Regions from separate parts of the Homo sapiens genome. Here all the other regions are linked to region 1. The links are chromatin loops, found by intact Hi-C in ENCODE. Cell type or tissue: sigmoid colon. All regions are shown on one strand.

The links. Peaks named below come from ENCODE experiments on the same cell type or tissue, not always from the same donor. Only the 100,000 strongest peaks of a DNase experiment are listed, where the experiment ranks them.
Region 2: a loop joins it to region 1, with 2.3 times the contacts of the local background. A loop is called at or near these places in 2 of 110 quality-filtered maps.
Region 3: it touches region 1 in a loop (12-fold over the local background); 3 of 110 quality-filtered maps call a loop at or near these places.

The regions. Positions count from the first base shown.
Region 1 is chr12:116,453,775-116,457,774 of GRCh38, reverse strand. No RefSeq gene overlaps it. Among named protein-coding and RNA genes, the nearest start is that of MIR4472-2, 27 kb to the right of the region's middle. RefSeq lists enhancers at 372-871, 2,592-3,130. In sigmoid colon, no CTCF peak of the experiment used is centred here; DNase peaks (open chromatin) are centred at 883, 1,574, 2,094, 2,988 and 1 weaker place; H3K27ac peaks cover 1,959 bases.
Region 2 is chr12:116,356,740-116,360,739 of GRCh38, reverse strand. No RefSeq gene overlaps it. Among named protein-coding and RNA genes, the nearest start is that of MIR4472-2, 70 kb to the left of the region's middle. RefSeq lists a silencer at 1,543-1,632. In sigmoid colon, no CTCF peak of the experiment used is centred here; a DNase peak (open chromatin) is centred at 1,539; H3K27ac peaks cover 1,158 bases.
Region 3 is chr12:116,318,449-116,322,448 of GRCh38, reverse strand. No RefSeq gene overlaps it. Among named protein-coding and RNA genes, the nearest start is that of MED13L, 43 kb to the right of the region's middle. In sigmoid colon, no CTCF peak of the experiment used is centred here; DNase peaks (open chromatin) are centred at 2,408 and 3,478; H3K4me3 peaks cover 561 bases; H3K27ac peaks cover 942 bases.

The DNA.
Region 1 (4,000 bases):
AAGTCTTGGGAGAGCCACTCAGATGGGAAGCAGGTCCCAGTGGGGGAGAAGGGCACCAAGTGGAGAAAGGGGGCAAAGTAGGTCCAGGCAGTGGGAAAGGTAGGTGCAAAAGCATAGTGGCATGACAGGGTGTGGCTTAGGGACACTAAGACCCACAGACTCGTAGTAATAACAACCTCTTAGCACTGGGCTAGGTGCTATGTTGCTTTCTCATGATCAACCTCACAACAGCCCCGTGAGATAGGGGCTAGGAAATTAGTTAATATATACACAAAGCACATGGCCAAATCCCTGGCACACAGAAAGCCCTATATAGGTGTTTGCTATGATATTCATGGTACTGCTACTACTACTACTACTAATAATAATAGGGAGCCATGGAGGGTTTTAGCAAGAGAGAAAATGAGAGTAACAGGGAGGAATGTGGATGGAAGGAGCAGGAGCAGAGATGGTTTAGACCAGTGGTTCTCAGCCAGGGGTGGTTTTAACCCCACCCCCCATCGCTACCCCCACAGGACATTTGGTCTGGAGTCATTTTTGCTGTGACCATGCGAGGGGAGTTGTTCGTGGTGGCATCTAATAGAGGCCAGAGATGCCACTAAACATCTTACAACACAGGACAGTCCCCCACAGCAAATAATCATCCAGCACTGAATGTCAATAGGACTGAGGCTGAAAAACCCAGATTTAGATTAAGTATGGGGGCTGTTGCGGAACAGAATATGGGTTGTCAAAAGGAGGCTCCAGGCAGAACAAGGGCCCTGGGGTGGCCAAAGATTGGAAGAGCCTACTCCCCTCCCTTCCCTCCTCCCGCCAAGTGAGCGCCTCTCCTCCCCATCTGCAGTGTGTGCTGAGGGTGGGGAGGATGGTAGCAGAGAAGGCATGGGTGGGGCTGGCAGGGAGAAGTGCTGGAAAGTCTACAGGCCCTGGCAGACTGGCCAGTGACCTTCTCTCCAGCTCCTGTATCACAGGCTCAACATATTCCTTGAATGGGGGTAGATATCCTGCGTCGGGGTCTGGTTTGCCTCGCGGAACACCCACCCTGGAAATAGGGACCCGTCGCCACTCAGCTTGCAGATCACAAAACCCCAGGGGCAGCTTTGCCCTTCTTCAGTCCTCAGAGTTCCAAATGTGATTTCCTTCAGTAACATAAGCACAGAGGGAAGGGAGGAGGAAAGTGAGTGGGGAAAGAGAGAAACAGCGAGTCAAAACCAGTGAGGACCACCAGGACAGAGCCTGGGAGGGACAGACAGACTCAGCAGGAGAATGAAATGTGGAGAAAGAAAAACACAGACTGAGACTGAGAAAGAGAGATCGAGACGAAGCTGGAGAGGGACAAACGGAGAGTGGTGGAGAAACAACGGAAAACCCACGTAAGAGAGAGCCAGACAGATTGAGAGTGGCAAGAAGAAACAGAAATGGAGAAGGAGCAAAAGAGAGAGAAAGGTTGACGGTGGACGGGCAGACTAAGAGTGTGAGCAAGGGACATCTTTCCTTGCAAACTCCATGGTCCGCTGCCCAGTAACTCTCCAAGGCTTTGCCATATTTCAGCCACGGAACTGGGGAATTGGGAAAGTTTTCTCATCACAGGTCCGGGACGAGTGAGCATTGTTCCCATTATTGCTGGCATTCTCTGCGAACTGGACATTAGCCAGCAGGAAATTCCTGGGACAAATCTTTCCACTCAGAGTTTTTTTAAAACTTTTATTTATTTATTTTAATTTTTTTTCTTTAGGGACAAAAGAAAAAAAAGATCAAGAGGCAAAAAGAAAAAGAAAAAAAGAAATGAACCACCTGATACAGGAAAAACATATCTAGCAACAGCCTCAGTTGGGCCAGGGGAGGCTGAGAAGCCACTGTGTCCGCTGCGCTTCATTCTTCCCCTGGAAGGATTTATGATCTCACACTGCCATGACATCACAATGCGTTGCCATGGGTCCCACTTTATTATCATAAACAAAACGCCGTTCCTTGGGCCACTGCCTGTCTGAGCAGGAGGGGAGAAAAAGCCTCTGGGTAATGTGTTTTCTTGGGAAGGCAGCTTGTTCGGAAGTCTGAAAAGCTGCAAAGATAGTTGTACATACAGTTCCCTCCCTGTAGCCTCTGGACAAGGTTTGGGACGGGAACAAGAAGGATGAAGTCAGCTCCCTGCAGGAGGATCTCCAGCTCCGCGTGTTCTCACTGCCAAAAAGCAGCTTCCCCGGGCCTCCCTCACTGCTCCAAACAATGTTTTTATTCATTCACCGAAAATGCATGGAGTACCTACTGTGTGCTAGACACTGACAGAGCTGGGGCAGGGATCAATGAAAAACGTGACGCCAGCCCCACCCCTTTCAGAATCTTTAATACTTAACAGCCCGCAAATAACATGAATGTGTAAAATTGTAATTTGGGTTAAGTCTGCTGAAGGAAGCAAACAGGAAGCTAGGATGAGAATGGAGGGAAGAGGCTATTTACATGAGCAATCTGGGAGGGCCTCTCTAAGGAGGTGACATTTTAGACCAGACTTGAAGGAGAAGTAGGAATTGGCTGTGAAGGGCAGAGGGAGGTGGCAGTAACTAAGGCAGGACCAGCCACACCAGGAAGAGTGACCGTCGGGATCTAAGTTCCCACCAGGGGCCTCTTCCCACGTATTTTATAGAATTCCTGGGTAGCTGACTCAGATGAGAGGGCTTATTATGAGGAATCATCGTTGTCATGAGTCTGAGCTGAGTAAAGCTTCCGCACCCTGCCACAACCATGCCAGAAAACCCTCATTTCCATTGCAGAACTGTCAGATCGGCACTGTGAAAACAAGTCAGCCAAGAGCAGAAATACCTGTAGGACGCAGAGGGGGCTCTCCCCAGCATAAGGCCATTTTGCAAGAAGCAAATAATGCTCTTAAGCAGCAGGAAGGAGAGAGGGAAGGGAGGGGAGAGAAGCCTTGGGGACAGATGTGGGGGCACTGCCTGTGGGTCAGGAGGCCAGGTGAAGGACAGGTGGGTAAGCCGTCCCCGCCCCTCCCAGGAGATGAACCATGAGGGAGTTAGGACTCTGGATATAGAAGAGAACGAGAGGCCAGGCATGTTGGCTCACACCTGTAATCCCAGCACTTTGGGAGTCTGAGGCAGCAGATCACCTGAGGTCAGGAGTTCAAGACCAGCCTGGCCAACATGGTGAAACCCCGTCTTTACTAAAAATACAAAAATTAGCCAGGCGTGGTGGCAAGTGCCTATAATCCCAGCCATTTGGGAGGCTGAGGCATGAGAATTGCTTGAACCTGGGAGGCTAAGGTTGCCTCCCATGTTCCAAGACCGCACCACTGCACTCCAGCCTGGGCAACAAGAGTGAGACTCTGTCTGAAAAAAAAAAAAAAGAAAAAGAATAGAACGAGAGCTTCTAGATCATCTGAACAATGATGGGGACACGGAGGCCCCAAGTAGAGAAGGAGCTGGCCTGAGGTGGTACGGGAAGTTAGGCGCAGAGCCCTTCCGCTCACTTGCTGTGTGACCTTGGGAAGCTCACTTCACATCTCTGAGCCCCTGTCCCCACTGTAACATGGGAAGAATGCATATAAGGCTCTTTACACTGCTGCAATATATAGAGAGGGTTGTTTTTTGACCCCTACTTCCTGGAGAACACGTTCATTAAACCATGCTGGCTTCCCATTTGTTAGTTCATTTCATACTCAGGGTGGCCCTGACAGGTAAACATGGCTGTCCATGCTTTACAGATAAAGAAACTGAGGCCAAGAGGGGTTGAGTAACACACTCAAGGTTCCACAGCCAGGTATAAGGGCCAGATCCCCACCCTACCTGCCTGACTTCAAATGGAGTCCGTGTTCCCGACAGAAGCTTGGCCTTGTCCTGGGATGCATGAATGTGTGTATGGATAATTGGTACTGACCCAGAGACACAGAGCTAGGATGGAGACAAGGCTGAAGAGATGAGAGACCCAGCTTGCTGGCCAACAGTGATGGTGTGCCAGAGGACAGAAGAGACGCCAGGATGTGGGAGAGAAG
Region 2 (4,000 bases), 97 kb after region 1:
CTGAGGTGGGCGGATCACCTAAGGTCAGGAGTTTGAGACCAGCCTGACCAACATAGTGAAATCCCATCTCTCTGCTAAAAATACAAAAATTAGCCAGGCATGATGGTGTGTACCTGTAATTCCAGCTACTTGGAAGACTGAGGAGGAGAATGGCTTGAACCTGGGAGGTGGAGGTTGCAGTGAGCTGAGATTGTGCCACTGCACTCCAGCCTGGGTGATAAAGCAAGACTCTGTCAGAAAAAAAAGAAAGAAAAGAAAGAAGGAAGGAAGGGAGGGAGGGAGGGGAGGGAAAGAAAGAAAGAAAAAGAAGGAAGGAAGGAAGGGAGGAAGCGGAGGGGAGGGAAAGAAGGAAGGAAGGGAGGGAGGGAGGGAGGGGAGGGAAAGAAAGAAAGAAGAAGGAAGGAATGGAGGGAGGGCGGGGAGGGAAAGAAAGAAAGAAAAAGAAAGAAGGAAGGAAGGAAGGAAGACCGGTGCGGTGGCTCACGCCTGTAATCCCAGCACTTTGGGAGGCCGAGGCAGGTGGGTCACGAGGTCAGGAGATTGAGACCATCCTGGCTAACATGGTGAAACCCCGCCTCTTCAAAAAAAAATAATAAATAAATAAAATTAAAAAATTAGCCGGGCGTGGTGGCGGGCACCTGTAGTCCAGGCTACTCGGGAGGCTGAGGCAGGAGAATGGCGTGAACCTGGGAGGTGGAGCTTGCAGTGAGCTGAGATCGTGCCATTGCACTATAGCCTGGGCGACAGAGCGAGACTCCGTCTAAAAGAAACAGAAAGAAGGAAGGAAGGAAGGAAGAAAGGAAAGAAGGGAAAAGAAAAGAAAAGAAAGAAAAGGAGGGAGGGAGGGAAGGAAGGCAGGAAGGCAGGGAGGGAGAAAGAAAGAGAAAGAAAGAGAGAAAGAGAAAGAAAGAAAAGAAAAGAGAAGAGGAAATTTTCCTACCACCAGCACATTGAGGGCGGGGAATCGTCAGAAGTTCACAGATCAGAGGATTGGATTCTGTCTTTGCATTGAACCTGGCAAAGTGAGGTAGAGAAAAATAAAAAAGGCCCCCAGCCTCCCATGCCTGCATATCTTGAAGTTTGTGGTCAAGATCACAGCCAAAGACTCACACCAGCTAAGTCACAAAGTTTGGCTCAGCCTGGGGCTTCCTGGAAACCACTAAGCTGAAGAGGTTCGTGAGGTCCCCACAGTTCATTTAGAATTCACAACCTTCCCCTATGACATTTTTGTTTCTAACATAGATCTCCCCTAAGGAAAGGGATAGAGCTGCCACAGAGAACAAAATGCTCTTCAGCCCTGAGTTCATCAGTTCTTGCTGTACATAAACACCTTTTTCCCCCCCCGTAACACAGGAAATGCAGGAAACCAGCACCAGCTGATAAAAAAAAAAAGACCCCCCCCCCCCCACACACACACACCCACACACACACACACACACACACACCCACACACACAAGCTTTCCAACTTGTCCAGAAAGTTGCCCACAGCACTTCTGGCCACGCTGGGCTGGGCCACTGTGACGTCAGGCCGGCAGTCAGCCAATGGAGGAATGGTTCTGACTTTCTCATCTGCATATTGCGGTGGCATTGGTTCAGATTTCAGGGCCGTTTGTATTGTGGTGGTTTCTTTATGTTCAAGGTTATCCACACCAGGCAGAGGACAAACTCCACTCCTGGCCTTCCTGCCCAGCTAGATTTAAGGATTGTAACCAGGACAGTGAGTCCCTTCTGGGAAAGGGGCCTCGTGGAGGTTATGAAATCCAGCAGGTCATGGAAGGAGAAACGATTGACAATCCAGACGGGATGGAGGCAGGAGTTGGCTCAGTAACCCCATCTTTCCTATCCACCAGCACTCCCCTGCGCTTCCCAAGTGATTTAATTATCCATTCTTTAACTGCAACTCGGTTAGCCCTGAAATTTGGGTGAAGAGAAATCAGACACAGGTTACTTGAATTACTATGCTTGGTTTTATCTTGTAGACGAATAACTCAGGCATGTGAATTGAACATGCAAATGTGTGCAAAACAACATGCATAATTTAAGATTCTCAAATTAACAGAGGAGAAACAATTGAGTAACCTCACTGCTTTCTCTGAAGCACAGTTTTCTAAGAATATTGTAACCATTTTTTTTTTTTAGCTGTCTGACAGAAGGGATTGGAAAATAGAAGGAATTTAAAGCAAAAGGGTGGATGTAGCTATCAGTGGCAAGAAAAATGCAGGGAGATTGCAATATTAAAATATAGTCAAATTTCACTTACTCGGATATCACTGAGTTTGGATTTGGTGTAAATCACCTCAAACTTCCCTTTACTTTGATGCTAACTATAAATACGGTATTGGTGTGTATTAGAGCTCTGGTTCTCACCTCCAAGGTTTGATTAAATAAGTCTGGGTAGAAATAAAGAAATTATAACAAGTGTCCCAAATATTTCTGTCAACGGGGGACTACCGCTGAGAAACTGCCTTGATTTTCCAAGCCACTTTTAATTTTAAATGTTTATTTCCCCATGGTCTTCACAAACCATTGAAATATCTCAGCAACTAAAATATTCCAGCATGCAAACTTGATCTCTTCGATTGACTACCCCACCCAAAAGCTGTGCAGAAAGCCCCCTAGCACGTACACTGATTTGGACTGGAAACTGGAGCCGCCGTCGCTGTGAAGAGATGTGAAGTGACCAGACTTCCATGTGTGATGATTAATTTTATGTGTCTACTGGACTAGGTTAAGGGATGCCCAGATGGCTGGTAAAACATTATTTCTGGGTATGTCCGTGAGGGTATTTCCAGAAGAGATTAGCATTTGAATCGGTAGATTGAATAATGTTTGCCTTCACCAATCCAGGTGAGCGTCATGTCATCCACTGAGAGCTCAAATAGAAAAAGGTTTAGGAAGCATGAATTTGCTGTCTGCTTGAGCTGGAACATCACCTTCTCTTGCCCTCAGGCATCAGCACTCCTGGTTTGGGGGACTTAGGATTCAGACTGGGACCTATGCCATTGGTTTCCCTGGTTCTCAGGCCTCTGGGCTTCATTGGACTGGAACTATACTACCAGTTTTCCTGGGTCTTCAGCTTGCAGATGGCAGATTGTGGAACTTCTCAGTCTTCATAATTGTGTGAGCCAATCCCCCATAATAAATCTCTTTCTCTATATCTACACATTTCCTATTGGTTCTGTTTCTCTGGAGAACCCTGAGTAATACAGCCTATAATAGACCAAGCGCCCCAGACGCTGGCGCTGCTATCCCAATTCTGCAGCTCTCGGCCAGCAACTGAGCACGTCAGAGACACTAAGGCAGCCTGTTCATGGGAGGTGCAGGGCTCCTCCAATGGTGACTTGAGCTTGAGAATTCTCCAAGGGCCTTCCCAAACCTTCCTTAGACTGCATGGGAGTCCAGGACACTCCCACCCAAATTTCTTCTTTTTAAAAAAAAATTTTTTTTACCCATCATAAACTAGATCCTACCCAACTTTCCCTTCCCTTCCCTCCCCTCGCCTCCCCTCCCCTCTCCTCCCCTTCCCTTCCCTCTTTCTTTTTTATAAGACAGTCTCACTCTGACACCCAGGCTGGAGTGCAGTGGCATGATCTCAGCTCACTGCAACCTCTGCCTCCAAGGTTCAAGCAATTCTCCTGCCTCAGCCTCCCGAGTGGCTGGGATGACAGACCTGTGCCACCACACCTGGCCGATTTTTGTATTTTTAGTAGAGACGGGGGTTTCTCCATGTTGGCCAGGCTGGTCTCGAACTCCTGGCCTCAAGTGATCCACTCACCTCGGCCTCCCAAAGTGCTGGGATTACAGGTGTGAGCCACTGTTCCAGGCCCCCACCCAACTTCCTTTCCTCTCCCCTTCATTTGGGATTGTGTGGCCCTCCTCACTTTCTCTGTCTCCCTCCCTGCTTCTCCCACAGACCTTTCTTCTAATAAATCCTTTCTGCTTTAAATTTATTTTTAGTCTCTGCTTCTAGGAGAACCATGGCTAACACAAAAGATTTTG
Region 3 (4,000 bases), 140 kb after region 1:
TCTTCAACTTCCCAACCCCTCTCAACCTGGTACTGCCAGAGAATGACACCCTAACGTGTAAAGATGGTAGTTCTCAATGGGGGAGACAACACTGCCCGCCAGGGGACTTGGACAATGTCAGGAAACATTTTTTGGTTGTCACAACTTGGGGATGGTGCTGCTGGCATTTAGTTGGTAGAGGCCAGGGGTGCTGCCAAACATCCTACAATGCACAGGACAGCCCCCGCAATAAAGATTTCTCCAGCCCAAAAGTCAGTAGTAAGGACCCTGCCCGGGCCAGGCGCAGAGACTCACACCTGTAATCCCATCACTTTGGGTGGCTGAGGCAGGAGGATCGCTTGAGTCCAGGAGTTCAAGACCAGCCTGGGCAACATAGCAAGACCCCATCTCTACCAAAAATTAAAAAATAAAAAATTAGCCATGCATGGTTAGGTTCACCGGTAGTCCCAGCTACTTGGGAGTTTGAGATGGGAGGATTTCTTGAGCCCAGGAGTTGGAAGTCGTAGGGAGCTATGATCACACCACTGCACTCCAGCTCCAGCCTGGGGGACAGAGTAAGACTTTGTCTCTAAAAGAATAAAAATTAAAACAAACAAACAAAACCACCTACCCTAAGGCATGTAAGATATGTAATGAATTAACTTCTAGCCAATGGCTCTAGTTAGGCACCATCCTTAGGTGAACAGAGAGAGTAGTGGCTCAATTCATTTTCAGTCAGGCTTTATTTTATCATGGAACTCTGATTGAGAAAGGTTGGTACCGTGGCTACTCAGAGCGTGGTCCATGGACCGGCAGCATCAGCATCCCCTGGGAACTTGTTAGAAATGCAGAGTTGGCCAGGCATGGTGGCTCACGCCTATAATCCCAGCACTTTGGGAGGTCGAGGCGGGTGGATCATTTGAGGTCAGGAGTTCGAGACCAGCCTGGCCAACATGATGAAACCCCATCTCTACTAAAAATACAAAAATTAGCCGGGTGTGGTGGTGGGCACCTATAGTCCCAGCTACTGGGGAGGCTGAGGCAAGAGAATCACTTGAGCATGGGAGGCAGAGGTTGCTGAGCCAAGATTGCACCACTGCACTCCAGCCTGGGCAACTGATCGAGACTCTGTCTAAAAAAAAAAGAAGATGCTTTGTGTCTGGAGTTCAGCGAGCGAAGAGTGATCAGAACTGAGAATGGTGAGGCCAGCAGGACATGAGGGACTTTATTCTAGGAACAAGTGGGAACGGTTCTGCTGGGCTTGATCCCCAGCCCCTTATCTGGTGTGGCACAGGCAGGGATGCTATTTGTGACCATGGGACAGGGTGAGGCTGTTCTAAGCAGCTGAGAGAACTGGTCAGACCAGGGTCGGAATCCCATGAATGGTAATTGTCCCAGGTGACCCAAGTCTGCTGTGAGACAGAGCAAGAACAATGCTGATGGGGCCACATGGCTCCCCCACCCCTCTGACTTAAGGCTACAGAGTCATTATGTCAATATATTTTTGTACAGATTTTGTAGTTTATGACACATTCTGGCAACGTTTAGATGCAATTTCAATGAGCCAGAATGTAGTACTGTAAACCCAAAACTGGATATCCCTTAAAGCTGTTAGAATCTGGCAGGAGACCTGCTCCCAATTACAAGCACAGTTTCCAACTTCACTATTCCCATCCTCAAAGCACTGAAAACAAAATCCATTTTTAATGAGGGACTACCAAACACTTTGCATTCTATTAATGTCCCCTTTGGGCTTCCAAGCACCAGCATACCTTACACACAAGGACTGACCCCTCCTAACTGATTATCAGGGCAAGGGAGCTTCTGCAGGTTTCCCTCGCCAGCACAAATATGACGACTGAATGAATGGGCATTAAGTCATTCTGTTGTCATCTTCTTCAATGTCTATCAGCACATGGATGGCCTATGGGGCCGGGTGGGGATTCAGGTTCAAAAGAAGTCATTTGCTCACACAGACAGTATACATTCAGCTGCCTGTCTCCCTAGCATACGACTCATCTTACAAACCATCCATTATCCACTCGGCAACTGGCAAATGTGAACTTGGCCAATGTCGAAGCAGAACGATGAGATTCAAGTTAGAAGAAGTGGGAGAAAGTGGGAAAGTACAAAGAGGAACCAGACGGTTTTCCAACCTGTAAGAACATGTTGTATTTACCAGGCCCAGTACAAAAGCCAAACTCTGTTCCTGTTGTTTGTCTTCTGCTCGGGGGCCTGGGTTATGTTTGGTGCAAATAGGACAGTGCACCCCCTCACTTCCATCTGATGATTGGCGTATTGTTTAGAGACGATGAGGGGTAATCTTGTGCTCTGGAGGAAGTTGGCAAGAAAGTTTAATTCTATAAAAAGAAACGCGCGGTCAGGATTCGGTTTCCTATTCTGAGTCAAGGCAGAGAAGAGAGTCAGAAATTCCAACCCAGAGGGTCAGGACGGGCTCCAGGACCTCTTGAATCACATCTGAAACATGTTCCCCCTGCTCCTTTCTCCTCCCTGTTCTTACAACTGGCCAACTGGGATTATACAACTTGCACTAATTTTATCCCACATGCGGCTGTTTCTTATTAGGAGCCTGTACCTTTTTTTTTTTTTTCCCCTGTGCCGTGTCATCTCTCTTCAATCAGGTGAGTAACTCCACTTCTTAACAGGGAGATTCTGTTCATTTTCTTGGCTGGACTCAAGAAATGTGCACTTAACTTTTTCTTAAAGTGTGAACGTTCATGTTTTTAACCCCGTCATCTGCCTTTCTCTCGCCTAAGTCTTGCTTTCCCCATTCTGAAAAGCTCTACTCAACCAGCAACCAACGGAAAAGTGAACATTGGGTGTCAATCAACAGAATGATTTTGGTCGCCCAATACCCAACAACTGTTTCTAGAGGGTTTTGTTTTCTCCCCCACCAAACTGGTGCTTTTTTTTTTTTTTAACTGAATTCACCAGATGTTTTGGCAGTGGATAAAACCTGGCTTTCCTGTCTTCCAAGTGGATGAAATTGGATCCAAATCACAGCACGTTGCCTCCGCTTCACCAACCAAGTACTTAATGGTTGTTGAGAATAATGCAAAGATTGAGATCAATTTTTCTTTAGGCGTCGGGACTATCGGATCCAGGTGTTAGCATTTTCTGGCCTTCCGGGCCTTGCAGTGTTTCTAGGGAAACCCCAGATCCATGAGTACGAGTGGGTTTCCCTACTGTTACCTTTCTTCATCATTTCGATTTTTCTGGCTGTGTTTCAGAAACTGCAAAACCGCACCCCGAAACCCCTCTGTGGAGGGTGAAATGCAACAGTGGCACACGCACGATTCAATCACGTCTGGAGGAAAACTGCTATGCAATTCCTATTCCGTCTTTGCAACTCCAGGCCTCCCCGAGCCAGAGGGAGAAGCGGGACTCCTTCGTCGGCCTCCAGTCCCTCTCTCCCCCATGCCCTGTTTGGCTTAGCACAAGCCTGAGCGTGCCATGCCACCTCGCCAGACCTTGCCAAAATCCGTGAATGGCACAGAACGCACATTAAACAGATGGAATGCAACATACATGTAAAGAAATAAGAGCTTTGCCAGGAAAGTTGGCAGCGGCTCCAGAATGCTTTAAACAGTGTGGGGAGGGGGGGTAGGGAGAGGGAGCCCAGAGTCGGCGAGGCTGCCTCCTTCTCCAGAGCTGTTTCTTTTACAGCCATGACCTGTTTTGCCAGTCAAGATAAATACCGTTTTAAATGCCCCCTTTTACTGGCTCCTGGTACCTTGGCAATGCAGTCTGAAATATGACCTGCTCTCATTGGAAAAATGTCCTTTTAAGTGAGTGGAAAGGAGGTACTCCTTCTAACCAGTCAGTAGGAAGGTTGTGGATGGCGGAGCGCTCTGAACACAGACACACTCGGGAAGTAGATGGAACCGCCATGGAGTCAGTACTGCTCGTTTATAAGCCACTGCCTTTAGAAAGTTCGTCGTAGACACAGAGTCACGACTGGGGAGCGCGGAGCTCAATGTCTAGGCTTTTCTGGCACCTT